2 separate regions of the Homo sapiens genome follow, and region 1 is linked to region 2. The links are chromatin contacts, found by Hi-C or POLR2A ChIA-PET in ENCODE. All regions are on one chromosome and are shown on one strand. Each heading gives the region's core, a stretch centred on a gene start or an enhancer-like site at or near the end of the contact. The rest is flanking DNA. Distances are from core to core; before and after follow the strand shown.

Region 1 (6,555 bases), core at 384-2,883, 180 kb before region 2:
TCATGTCTAAAACACCAAAAGCAATGGCAACAAAAGACAAAATTGACAAATGGGATCTAATTAAACTAAAGAGCTTCTGCACAGCAAAAGAAACTACCATCAGAGTGAACAGGCAACCTACAAAATGGGAGAAAATTTTCACAACCTACTCATCTGACAAAGGGCTAATATCCAGAATCTACAATGAACTCAAACAAATTTACAAGAAAAAAACAAACAACCCCATCAAAAAGTGGGCGAAGGACATGAACAGACACTTCTCAAAAGAAGACATTTATGCAGCCAAAAAACACATGAGAAAATGCTCACCATCACTGGCCATCAGAGAAATGCAAATCAAAACCACAATGAGATACCATCTCACACCAGTTAGAATGGCAATCATTAAAAAGTCAGGAAACGACAAGTGCTGGAGAGGATGTGGAGAAATAGGAACACTTTTACACTGTTGGTGGGACTGTAAACTAGTTCAACCATTGTGGAAGTCAGTGTGGCGATTCCTCAGGGATCTAGAACTAGAAATACCATTTGACCCAGCCATCCCATTACTGGGTATATACCCAAAGGACTATAAATCATGCTGCTATAAAGACACATGCACACGTATGTTTATTGCGGCATTATTCACAATAGCAAAGACTTGGAACCAACCCAAATGTCCAACAATGATAGACTGGATTAAGAAAATGTGGCACATATACACCATGGAATACTATGCAGCCATAAAAAATGATGAGTTCATGTGCTTTGTAGGGACATGGATGAAACTGGAAAACATCATTCTCAGTAAACTATCGCAAGAACAAAAAACCAAACACCGCATATTCTCACTCATAGGTGGGAATTGAACAATGAGAACACATGGGCACAGGAAGGGGAATATCACACTGGGGACTGTTGTGGGGTGGGGGGAGGGGGGAGGGATAGCATTGGGAGATATACCTAATGCTAGATGACGAGTTAGTGGGTGCAGTGCACCAGCATGGCACATGTATACATATGTAACTAACCTGCACAATGTGCACATGTACCCTAAAACTTAAAGTATAATAAAAAAAAATTATCTCAAGGTAAGTAACAAATTATATCAGGTGAAAAGGAAAGAAGGCCAATTTATTCTATTTCACATCAGGAATAAAACCTAGCATGAGACATATTGATAAAAAAAAAAATGGGTTCCATGATTCTTAAGGTCCCTTCTTAATAAATTTTCTCATCCATAAGATAAAGGCAATAACAGTGGCCATCTATAGGATTACAATGGGGATTAGATGATATTCAACACAGAGTTTATTGTAAGGATGTTAACAGAAGCTCAATAAATTAATGACTTCTACAATAATTATTTCATTAGGTATCCTAGCTATTTATTTCAAGACTAATATATAATTATGGTATGAATATGCCACATAGTCATAGTTACCTTACACAGCATAAATATGTAAGCTCTGTATATAATAGATGGGTTTGTACAATAAGTACAAAATATAGTGAAAATGAAGACCAAAACATTGGAGTTAAAGTACCTTTGAAGTTTAGGTTGAACAAACAAAGTGACCATTACTATTTTATGAATATGCAACAACAGCCAAACAAGTCTAACAGGTTTGGTGTTCCCTCTAATCTTGCTTGTGTATGTGTTGTCTGACTGGACTTGGACTTGATGAACTGATGTGGTCAGCACTACCAGGGAACTTCTCTTTATAGACATAATTGGTGGATATGGTTGCTTGGCCTCCAGCATCGTTAAGCTCAATATTTTCCTTGAACCTCCACAGTTCATTCAGATCTCAAGAAAGGTACACATTGGAGAAATAGAGTATTTCTGGCTCTTTCTTTTCACAAACAGGTTTGGAAGTATTTTTTTTTTCCTGTTGATTAGTTAACAAAAAAGTTCTGAACCAAAGTATTTTAATGTGATTCATAAAGACAATAACCTACACTAATGTTTATAGATATGAATATTAATTGGTAATTTTTTATTTACATGTATAATTCATATATTCTGTGGCACAGAAAGTTTACTTCCTCATTTTTTAAAATGCTGACTCATTCTCATCTCTGATACCAGCTAATAAAACACAAACACTTTCTGACAAATTTAGTTGATTGATTCTTTAATAGCAACTTAAAGTCTGAACTGAGGAAAGAATTGAAATGTTTACAAAGCAAATGTATACAGATTAACACCATTTTCTTTCCTGGGAAGAAATTGTAACTTAGTAGGACAAGACATATAATGTGTGGCTGTAAGGGCATGAAACCGATAAATAAAACTATTAAATTAAATTGCATCAAACTAAAAACTGTTTTTCCAAAGTAGTTACTTCACCGGACAATATGCTTATTCTAACAATGCTGACAATGCAATGCATTCTGAGATCTCTTCTCTTGGAGTTGTGTTCATAGTCAGTTTCAGTTAAGAAACTTGAACAATATAGAGATTCACTTGAAAACTAAGTTTCCAGTCTTGATTACTCATCTTCTTTACAACAACGCCTACAGATAATTTTGGGCTTTTTCCAAAAATAAAATGCAGCCTCAAAGAATGGATAGTCATTTTTTAGAGATATTGGAATAGCATGTAAGACAGAATCATAAGCCCGTCTTGTAACATACAGTGAAGCATTTTTTTTAAGTACCAGAAAGCATCACCAGAATGAAGGTAAAACAGCAAGTGAATGGCTGTGAGAGTATGTACATCAGTGATTGCACTGTGGGCAGCAACAGGCATGAAAGCTTCCTGGAAGAGGTAGGAGGAGAGTGAGGCCTTGGGTGACAGATGAATATGTACATAACATTACAGAGTAAAATAATATATTTTACACCTAGAAAACAATCTGTCTTTTAAACTCCCCAATTTTACTGATGAGAAAACTTGAGAGTCAAAGATATGTTACGACTTTCTCAAAAAAATCCAACTAGTTAGCAGAGCAAGGATCAGATTTACTAAGACTTGGTCCAGGGCTCTTTTCGTGATAGCAGGAATAACATTTCTCTATTCAATCAAACCCGTAAGTGGTTTGGTGTATAAAATAGGATGGTTCTAATTTACTGAATTGATAGAACTGACAGATTGTTTTAATGTTAAATTCAAATCTAGAAGTACATTCTGTCAATATCTTTACTTTTATTTTGTTTTCAGGTCTATTTGCAAATATGTCATATGTCTTTCAAACTAAAAAAAAAAGCCCACTTCATATTTTATTAATTTCTAGATAATTATGACTACACTCATAAAAATTTATAGAATGACTAACATTTAATACAATATTGCCACTGTGGGGAATTTTCAGGTGTATAGATGAGGCACTGTCTTGAGATACAGCTTGATTACCTTTAAGGGAAACAGAAAGAAAGGTTACCTAAGGCCAAGTTTCTCTAGGTAGAAAGCATTTTTCTTCTAGCCATCAGCACACTTACAAAACTCACATCTTACTGCAGAAACAGAGTTGAAACTGTTAAAGCTGCTGTGATTACTACAAAGAGTCCCAAATATTGAACTAGATGGAGTATATCCCAGGAAAAATAATCTTCTCACCCTGTGTTATGAAGGGGTTAATTATGAGACCTGAGATAAGGTGTTCGCACATCTAGGCACTTCATCAAGCCATGGAGTCAGGAAACAAGGAAGAATAGATGAAGCTGCTGGGGATAATAATGATGGCAAGTAATGATTTCCCTAGAGGTGAACTGATCTATGGCCACAAGCAAAGAAAAAAAGGCTAGAAGTACCATAACATTACCTTGGAGTACTTAACAGACTCAAAAGCAGTAACCCTGTGTCAAAAAAGGCCCATCATCCTGCTCATTTTAGGTAAAAGAGTTATGCCAAAGTACAAGAGGGGAATGCAAAATTCACATATGAAATTAAACAGCTGAAAGGTATGATTTAACAATGCTCAAAACTCAATAAGCCAAAGATAAACAGCAAATTAGATGACTCAATGTCAGGAGGAAAAAACATCTTCCATCGATCCCATCGTCAAAAATTAATCTGCCTGAGAATGCCCTCTGCTCCAATCCCCGAGCTGATGAAGAGTGGAGGAATAGAGTAAAACCTATGTACGAGCGCTTCACCTTCAGGCTAGACCCTGATTACAATCTCCTGTGAGACATTTCAGCATGAAGCGCCTCTCATGTTGGGACTGCAAAATTAAATTGCGATCAATACTTTACAAAAATAATTGGGGAAAAATGTTCAGAAGTCGGAGCTGCACCGTGTGGCCACAAACATATGAAAGTTATTTTTTTTTTCTACCTTTCTGGGGGTTATTCTTCAGGATAGATCAGTTCAAAGGTGTCTCTTGACAATAGTGTTCTCGGAATGGTTTTCACTCACCTTGTTAGGGAATTTTAAAAGCAGAGGAGCATTTACAGCCTACCAAGAGTGTTATCTTATTGCTGTATTTTCACTTTTCTTTCTTTGGAGTGCTAATCTCAGCTCATAAATTCTTCTTGTCTCTTCTCACTTTGATGTTAATTTAAATTTCTTTGCAAGTTAATTCTCATCGTCAAAGGGAAAAGACAAAAAATATGTTATATTGCAATGAAGTGAGAGAAAACCACACACACACAAAAGCTTTGGTAGATTTTTGAAAACTTTGCCTAAGATTTGATTCTGAATCTCTCAGTACATTTAAATGCTGAACTCTGTAGTTAAATTTAGGGTAAAATGTATTGAATTAAACTCTTTACTGCCTTAAACAATGCTTAGTATTCAGCTTTTCCTGCTTGTCTGCCTCTAAATAAGGTCTTATTTTTGGCAAAGAGTTACTTTTTAAGCCATAACATGAGGAGGAAGTGGAAAATGTAAATGCCTATGTGAAATTCTTGCTTTTTCAATAAACGGTCATTTTTGGTTTTGTTATGTAGAAAGTTCAAAACATTGTACTTCTATAATTGCATTTTTGGAATGGGCATAGGTCTTTCTGGATTTTTATTTGTGGTCTGGCTATTCTGACAAGATAGTCTACTGATTTTCCTCACACGAATCATTTCTTAGAACCTCAGTCACTCATACAGGAAAAAATAAAGCAGCTGCATTAAGTATACACGATCAGAACCATACTGAAGTAGGTGGCCCATAACTAGCTAAAGGGGAGTACCTAAAGAGCGGTAATCAATTGCGTGCTGTCATCCTGGGGGAGGAGGATATATTGGGTGGTGTACTATAGGGCATCATGACTGGATGAAGGAATTGGAAGTGTGCTTATTAAGTGCAAAAATGACAACACCCATTGGATTGCAAACACCTGAAAAGACCTGAATACCATTTAAAGTGACCTTCACCAAGGAAATGACAGCCTCCATAAGAAGACGGGGTAAGGAAGAAGTTTTATTGGGTACCCCAAATGAAACAGGCTCCTTACAACTCATGGTTTAATTATGATAAATTTCAAATTCCAAATGGTTTCCTTCTGCCACTCTAAATGTTCTTAAATAACCTTTTCACAGTGCTATTTGGATCAGAAGATAGAATGCAAATTTATTTTAAGATTTGCTGGAGGTGAACATAATAGAGATGAGGGAGAAGACAATGCAGAGGATAGGGAGGGAGAGGAGAGACAGACATGGACACTTCTCAGCGAAAACCTATGGCCCAACCTCCCTATTGTTTCCCACACCACGTACCACACGCTCACACATCTTCCCCATTCTTACTCTGGAACCTGCTTCACAGTCATAGCCGCCTCCCAACACTGACTCAGCTCTTCGAGTCTCAGTCCAGACATCTGCTCTTCTTGAAAATTGCCCTGAGTCTCCCCTAAACTCCATCATTAGGCTTCCTCACCCTGTGCATACAGTTATTATATTTATTATACTAATCTTTCCTTCCCGATTAGATTGTGATATTTCTGATAGAATAGTCTGTCTCTTAGTGTTTTTTGTACACTCAGATTTTTTGAACATAAATAAACCAGTATCTTTGTAACATTCTTTCACTAATTTAGTTTTCCAACTTTTAATTTCTTATGTGTCACATGGGACTTATCTGTTTGAGGTCTGGTTTCCTTATTTCTAAAGTGAAAGGGTTATACTAAATAAAGGGTCTATTTTAGGTCTAAAATTTCTGGGTCGAAAATTTCAGGCAATAAAAATGATTAAATATTTTGCCAAAAAGCCAATCCAATGCCCGTCCCAGCCACAACTGGTCCTAAATGGGTGAAATAGACCTCTTACTTTTATCGTTGTTTATTTATTAAATAGCACTACCTCACTCTTGGCTCTAGCAATGGTTCCTCACCAGAGGCAACATGTATCTGATTGTACCACATGAAATTGCTGTTTGTCCATTAAGACATATACAAATGTTGATTTCAAGTGGGTCAAACTGATATCTGGCTTAGAGAATGATGGCATGGTTTTGATCATAAAACTTGAATAAGACCAATATGAGAACCTCTTCAGAACAAAGTACTGAAACAAACCAAAAACCAGGCAGTTAGTAGAATTTGGAAGCTGAACATAAGACTTAAGAGGTATGAAGCAGAGGATGGGTCATAATGAGAAAGGTGGAGTTATGAAGACAGAGTTGTAGTCAGCTGAAACTGT
Region 2 (6,779 bases), core at 3,228-5,727:
GAAAAAGGGAATTAGAGTTGTTAAGCTGCCAAGCTGGGACACGAACACCCCATACGGTTACTACACTATACTCTCTCTTTCAAGAGGCTTGATTAATTCTGCTCTCAACTCTTTAATTCTGCTTAATTCTAATTCAATTGACATTAAGTGAATGCCTACTCTGTGGCTGGCACAAGTAGGCACCCCTTATATCTGTCATCTTCTTTCTTTTTCCAGTTATGTGGTGAGGTATTAAAATTCCCATTTTGCAGATAAAGAAATCAAAGCTACCTAAGTAACCCCTATTTTTGTTTCCTTTTCTTTTCTTTTTTTGAGATGGAGTCTCACTCTGTCGCCCAGGCTGCAGTGCAGTGGTGCAATCTTGGCTCACTGCAACCTCTGCCTCCTGGGTTCAAGCCATTCTCCTGCCTCAGCCTCCCGAGTAGCTGGGATTACAGGTGCCCGCCACCACACCTGGCTAATTTTTGTATTTTTAGTAAAGACGGGGTTTCACCATATTTGTCAGGCTGGTCTTAAACTCCTGACCTCAGGTGATCCACCCGCCTCAGCCTCCCAAACTGCTAGGATTACAGGCATGAGCCACCATGCCTGGCCCCCCTATTTTTGTTTTCTTAGGCTAAAAATATACAGCTTGGATTTAGGCAAACAGAAACTACATGCGCAAGGTTTTTAAAAAATCCCCTAGATAGCAAATTAATCAACCTCCATAAGTCTCTAGTCTTGAAAGCACAGTATGTTAGATTAGCTCTCAGTGCAATATAATATTTTTGGTAACATTTAATGTGTCTGCTTGTTCTAGTATTGAAGGGGTGAAAGTCATGAATAAACTGCACTATCCTTCAGAGTGTAGGTAAAGTAATTAGCTTAAGAAAGGATCCCTAAGTCCCAGGCCTCTGTACAAAGATGTGAAGAAATACAGCAAGCGTGTGAAGTTTTTTAAAATTAAGGTAAGTTTATCAAATAGAAAGTTGCTACTTAACAATAATTTTAAAACTAAAACATTCTCTATAGGCCTCTACTAATGTTCCCAGAATGAAATTTATGTATTGATGGAACAAAAGTCCAGAGAACTTTTTTTTCCCCCTCATTGAAAATCAGTATTGAAAGAGTAGAGAAAAAAATGGCAGCCTCCCAGGACTGTTGGTAGGAAAGTACACAAAGAAGTCAGTGGCTGGGAAAAAGGGCAATGGGAGGCCTTTTCTTTAAAAATGAACAACACACTGTGCACTTCACACAGAGTTTCTCAATCACGAAGAATGTGGCTTAACTCCTCAAGTCTGTGGGTTTGGGAGACTGGCCAGCACCAAGCATCTGACACACACCTGATGAGTCAATGAACCATCTCTCCAGGGTAACATCTTCCCCTTCACAGGTACCCAAGAGCCAGGTAATGAGCAGTTAAGGTAAGAACATTAAGAAATAGTAGTTGTTTATAGCATGGATTAAGGCAATGCTGTTGTAAACTTTTTTTCCCCCAAAGCTGATTTATCAATCAATTGCCACGAGTTTGCTGCACAAAACTGCAGCCATTATCATGGTTGGCTCTGCAGCCACAACAAAATTACTGAAAGCCTTTTACCAGGAAAGGTTGTCAGGAGGGAGAAGAGTGGTCCTGTATAATAATAAATAACAGGATGAAATGTTAAGTGGTTTGAGGATTCAAGGAATGAAGGAGAAATAATCAAAGAAAAGTAAGCAGGGAAAAACACTAATTTGGTTATGAATTATAGAAAATATTTACAATGATCAATCATGTTTGCACAGTGGTTTGTTTGCTCATTATATTCTCCATTCATTGGCCAGCATGGTAATAAGTATCTCAACCTCTCTTGCCAGAGACCAGAGCTCTGTCCCCTAATGTGGAGGTGACTTCTTCATAAGAGGACATGGGGTAGAGTGTCAAGTATTCAAAACTCTGGAACTAGATTGGCATTCGGGTGGATCTCGACCCTGCCACTTAGTAAGTGTAACTTAACTTCTCTGGGACCTCTTCACCTTACCTGTGAAAGGAGTTGAATAAGAACTCCCATTTCACTGGATTCTTGTGAGCCTTAGCTGAATAAAGTTAGAAAAGCGGGGGCCGAGCGCGGTGGCTCATGCCTGTAATCCCAGCACTTTGGGAGCCGGAGGCGGGCAGATCACGAGGTCAGGAGATCGAGACCATCCTGGCTAACATGGTGAAACCCCGTCTCTATTAAAAATACAAAAAATTAGCTGGGCGTGGTGGCAGGTGCCTGTAGTCCCAGCTACTCGGGAGGCTGAGGCAGGAGAATGGCGTGAACCCGGGAAGCGGAGTTTGCAGTGAGCTGAGATCGTGCCACTGCACTCCAGCCTGGGTGACAGTGCGAGACCCCGTCTCAAAAAAAAAAAAAAAAAAAGAAGCTCTGGGACCTGTTAAATGCTGTGTGTTTGGTAAATAAAAAACTTCCGACTTTGGCGCTGTTCTAGGCACTGAGGATTTTAGAATTTTCAAAAAGCTTTTGCATATTTTATCTCGCTTGACCCGAAAAATCCTGAGGTAGAGCAAATAATATTTTTTTCTACCTTTAGTATGTAAGGAAATTAAGGCCCAGAAAAGTAGTGAGTAATATGACCCAAATTCACAGTGGAGAGACCAAGACTGCAACTTAGTTTTCTCAAGTGTTTACCTCTGGGCTACCCACCATCAAGGCTAAGAATTCTCAACAGCTCTGGTCTTCTGGAGGCCTTTCCTTGTCAAATCTCATTCCTGTTTTCTACCCCTCCCCCCAAACCCCCGTACTATCTAGCAGAGAAGAATCTTCACTTCTCAGTTGAGGAACGCCCTTTCCCTTTACAGGCTTTTGGCCAAAATGAGCAAAGTTCTCTTCTCAGGATGAGGTGGCCAGCCTTTCTGCATCAATATTGTGAAACACATGAATAATCTGGGCACGCATCCCCAGGGCCATGACTCTGCAATTTTGTACCTTCTAAAACTAACAAACACTACACATGAGATAAAGAAAAAAGATAATTCGGTGGCCATGTTGCGGATACGTTAATCTGGAACTCTAGATGAATTCTAGCATTTCCTGAAGGCATCGTGGTGGCTGCAGACTCAGCCCACTATGTGGTCTCATGCAAAGTGGGGTTCAGAGCCCAGAGGCTGCAGGTGAAATGCTGGTGCCTCTCGGGAGAGTGGTGGGGTAAGGCCTTTCTCTGTGCTGACCTGACCTCCTTTTCCAATCTCAGGGATTCATAGACACCACTCTAAAACAAAGCGGTAGAAAAATTTTACTCGTCTGCCAGAGAGGGTAATATCCAAATTTGGACTGATTTGCCTTTTTTTTTTTTTTTTTTTTAATTACCAAAGATAATCGCACACATAGCCCTCTTATTTTGGAAACAGCAGAGGACAACAAAGTCCAGTACTATCCTAAGGCCAAGAAAAGCATATGCAAAAGGTAGGTGTAGGCTGGGACTCACAGCAGGCTGGGACCCCAGGAAAACTGGGCTTTAAGGATTGCTCACTGGAGGCCTGGGTGCTATACAGCAATGCTTGCGGGCACCCACTCAGCACTCACTGGGTAAGAAATTAGGGAGAAGAAATAGGGGAATATAAACGTGGAGCTCAGACTGCCACATTTCAAGAGAAGCAGAGAGACTAGAAGATTTACATGCACTCCTCTCTCCTCTGTCCCAAGCCAGCTAGAGCAATATATGACACCTTAATTCCCGAAAAAGAGAGTTCCCTTCTCCTTTTCTCCTTCCACATGGCTTCCTCCTCCAGACTGGGGAAGTGGGGCACAGGTGAGAACCGTCCCAAGGGGCTCACCCTTAGCTCTCTTGTCACTGGCTATAATATCACACAAAAATATTATCATCTAACCCACATCCTCTTGTTTCGATAGCTAGCATTATTAGCAGTAGTATTATTTAGTATTATTTTAAAACTTGCTGATGTTTCTCCTATCAAAGTGAACTCAGAAGAGCAAATCCTGCCTTACAATAGGCATAAAGGCCACTATGCCCATGAAACCTGAGACATCGCAGGCTTTTGCACTCTTGGGGAGAACAGCAGTCGTTCAAACTACAGGCATTTCCTCCATTACTACACGTGCCTTTTCCTCCTTCCCCAGAGTTCAAGGGACCCTTTCAAACAGGAGGTTACTTTGACTTGAAAAGGCTAAGTTTGGAAATCATCACTCAAGCATGAAAAGACTCTCTCGTTTCATTCCTGGAGTTTGAGAAATGGGAAAACTTACCCGCACGGGGACAGAAATACAATTCCCTTTCAAAAGCGATCGATTGAAAAGCTAAGTTTAGCTGCTAAGTGGAGCCAAGCACTTCCAGCTGGCAGAGACCCCCCCAAGTCTTCCATCTGCCACCCACCCTGGCCCTCCCTGCCTGCCACCCTTTGCATGCGGTCCCCTTCTCCCCTCCCAGTACGCACGGTGAGGCCGAGGAGGAGGAAGCAGCAAGCCTGTCCCGCCGCCGGGTCGCGCGCAATGCAGGGACTGTGGCCGCGCGGGCCGGACGCAGGCACCGCCCCTCTCCAGTTAATCTCCTGTTAATTAGCCCTCCCACGTTTAAAGCCCGACCCCAACCTCGCCAAACCCCTCCTCTAAATCACCTGATTTACCCGCCCACAGTAACCATCGCCTGCTGATTCCCTTTGAGCCCTTCTATTTGGCGCCCTTAGAAACTCTGGTTCCTGAAATGCCAACTCCCCTAATCAGTGGGAAGGGGGACAGTAGCCATTGTCTAGGAACTCTGAATTCTCGAACATTTCAGGATCAGCAGAGTTTTGGAAGTTGTTTTTAAAAACTTCGCAGAAAGTTAAAATCTCCAGGGTAGAACTAATTAGCAGGCATTGACAATATTACCTTCCCTTAGACTTCACCTCCCCTGCGCTGGTGGCAAGGCCTCCTTAAAAGGCTGACAATGACAGAATGTAACCCTCAGTAAAGATCACTTACGGTGTTCCAAATTCATGATACCAGACAATTTGCTTTGTCACGATGTCCCCTCCTGTTCAGGGTCCAGAATGAAATTGGAGGCAATTGTACTGGATCAGCTCATTACACAATCAGCTTAGTGTGTTTTTTACAGGGAGGTTTAGAGGAACGTTTACGGAAGCCGTAGATATTTAGCCTACCATCACTATCTAGATTAGGGATACTTCCAAGCTTCCTAGTCCCCATAGTCCCCACAATATTTATGGATCTATCTTTCATGGGTTTATATGAGAAATGTTTAAGGATTTCTGTTTTCAATCTATATTATTTCTCTCCTAGTGCTATATCTCAGACACTCACCACCTGTTGCAAGGTCTACTTCCTTTTTTTGCTCTTAATTTACTCCTTTAGGCTTTAAAGGATATCCCTAGGACTAACTTTCTAGGATGTGATGGACAAGTTCATGTTCTATTAAAGAAAGAAATAACTACCAGTTTGCTCTAGGAACAGAAATTAATCCAAGGAAGGTCTGAGAATGATTTCTATATAAGCATAACAGTAGGAGTTTTGGAAAATCTAGCATCAGAAGGCATCTGTTCTTCACTTTTATGTCTGTATCTTTTCAAAACTCTACTTATTCACCTATCTTTGTAAAGTATACTAGAATCTGTCTGTAACATTAACTGGAATAGGATAGAATTTGAGATGACATAAATCTATTCTGAATTCTCTCCAAAGGAGTTTGGTATTATAAGAATTTAAGACTCTCTTCATTTATTATAAGGTGATACAGGCCAAATCTTATGGATAACATGGCAGAAAAAGGAAGAGGAGAGCTACTGTTTAGATAATTTGGTCTACAGAATGCTAGTTGAATGGTTCTAACATTTTTTTTTTTTTTTTTTTGAGACGGAGTCTGCCTGTGTAGCCCAGGCTGGAGTGCAGTGGCGCGATCTCAGCTCACTGCAAGCTCCGCCTCCCGAGTTCACACCGTTATCCTGCCTCAGCATCCCAAGTAGCTGGGATCACAGGCACCTGCCATCACGCCTGGCTAATTTTTTGTATTTTTAGTAGAGACGGGGTTTCTCTGTGTTAGCCAGGATGGTCTTGATCTCCTGACCTCGTGATCCACCTGCCTCAGCCTCCCAAAGTGTTGGGATTACAGGCGTGAGCCACTGCGTCCAGCTGGTTCTAACATTTTTTTAAAAAAGAAAGTAGCACTTGACTCATCTAATGCTCTAAATATAGAATGTGTTCAAACTATTAATTGATCAATGAATAAATACTGAGTTCCTACTATCACTAAATCACGAACAATTATTGCCTGTTACATACATATATATATGTGTGTGTGTGTTTGTGTGTATCAGGCAATATTATATATATACATACGGATATATATATGACACTGTATTGGGTAGAATATTAGCAGTTGGTTTAATTGAATAAACATTTATTAAATGAATGCAATGTACTTGGTTTGATGCTAAAATCTAAAACTAAGATAAATAACGTCAAAGAGCTGTCCTCCAGGATTTTACAATCTAGTAAACACAAAGGCCAAAAAGGTAAAAAGTTGCCATTAAGCTTGTGGAAGGAAAGTTTCCATTTAGAAATAAGAATGACAGTTGGGGTGTGAACTAGGGCGGTAACAGGTAAAAGTTGTAAAATAATTGACACTTTATATTCATCTTTGTTATAAGCTCTTAAATGATTGAGAAAGAGAGAGAGTTGTTATTCAGCTTAGTTTCGTCTGGGTAAAAGAATGGATTCAGCTTTTCAACCCTTCCTCTCACCACCATTTAAATTCTAGAATACCATCTTTTAGAGAAACTCAATCCAAGCCTCAGAACAAGTAATTCC

The links. Hi-C counts contacts between places; a loop is a spot of excess contacts on that map. ChIA-PET counts read pairs that join two places held with the same protein, here RNA polymerase II (POLR2A). Pooled maps may share reads with other maps.
Region 1: a pooled map shows a loop between it and region 2 (2.2-fold over the local background). The contact joins the enhancer-like site here to the promoter of MGST1 in region 2. A Hi-C loop is called at or near these places in 1 of 37 single-sample maps with no recorded cell type and 1 of 50 pooled maps. POLR2A ChIA-PET finds 5 or more read pairs at or near these places in 1 of 52 experiments (GM12878).

Annotation. Positions count from the first base shown.
Region 1 is chr12:16,519,654-16,526,208 of GRCh38, reverse strand. It overlaps a transcript of MGST1 not described here. Among named protein-coding and RNA genes, the nearest start is that of LMO3, 83 kb to the left of the region's middle. Within about 2 kb of position 1,633, at least 2 of the 41 ENCODE cell types and tissues checked have a DNase peak (open chromatin) inside an H3K27ac peak, as active enhancers do.
Region 2 is chr12:16,345,343-16,352,121 of GRCh38, reverse strand. MGST1 (microsomal glutathione S-transferase 1) reads right to left here and starts at 4,477. Exons shown (of 4, transcript NM_020300.5): 1 at 4,412-4,477. RefSeq lists enhancers at 2,598-3,527, 4,458-5,387.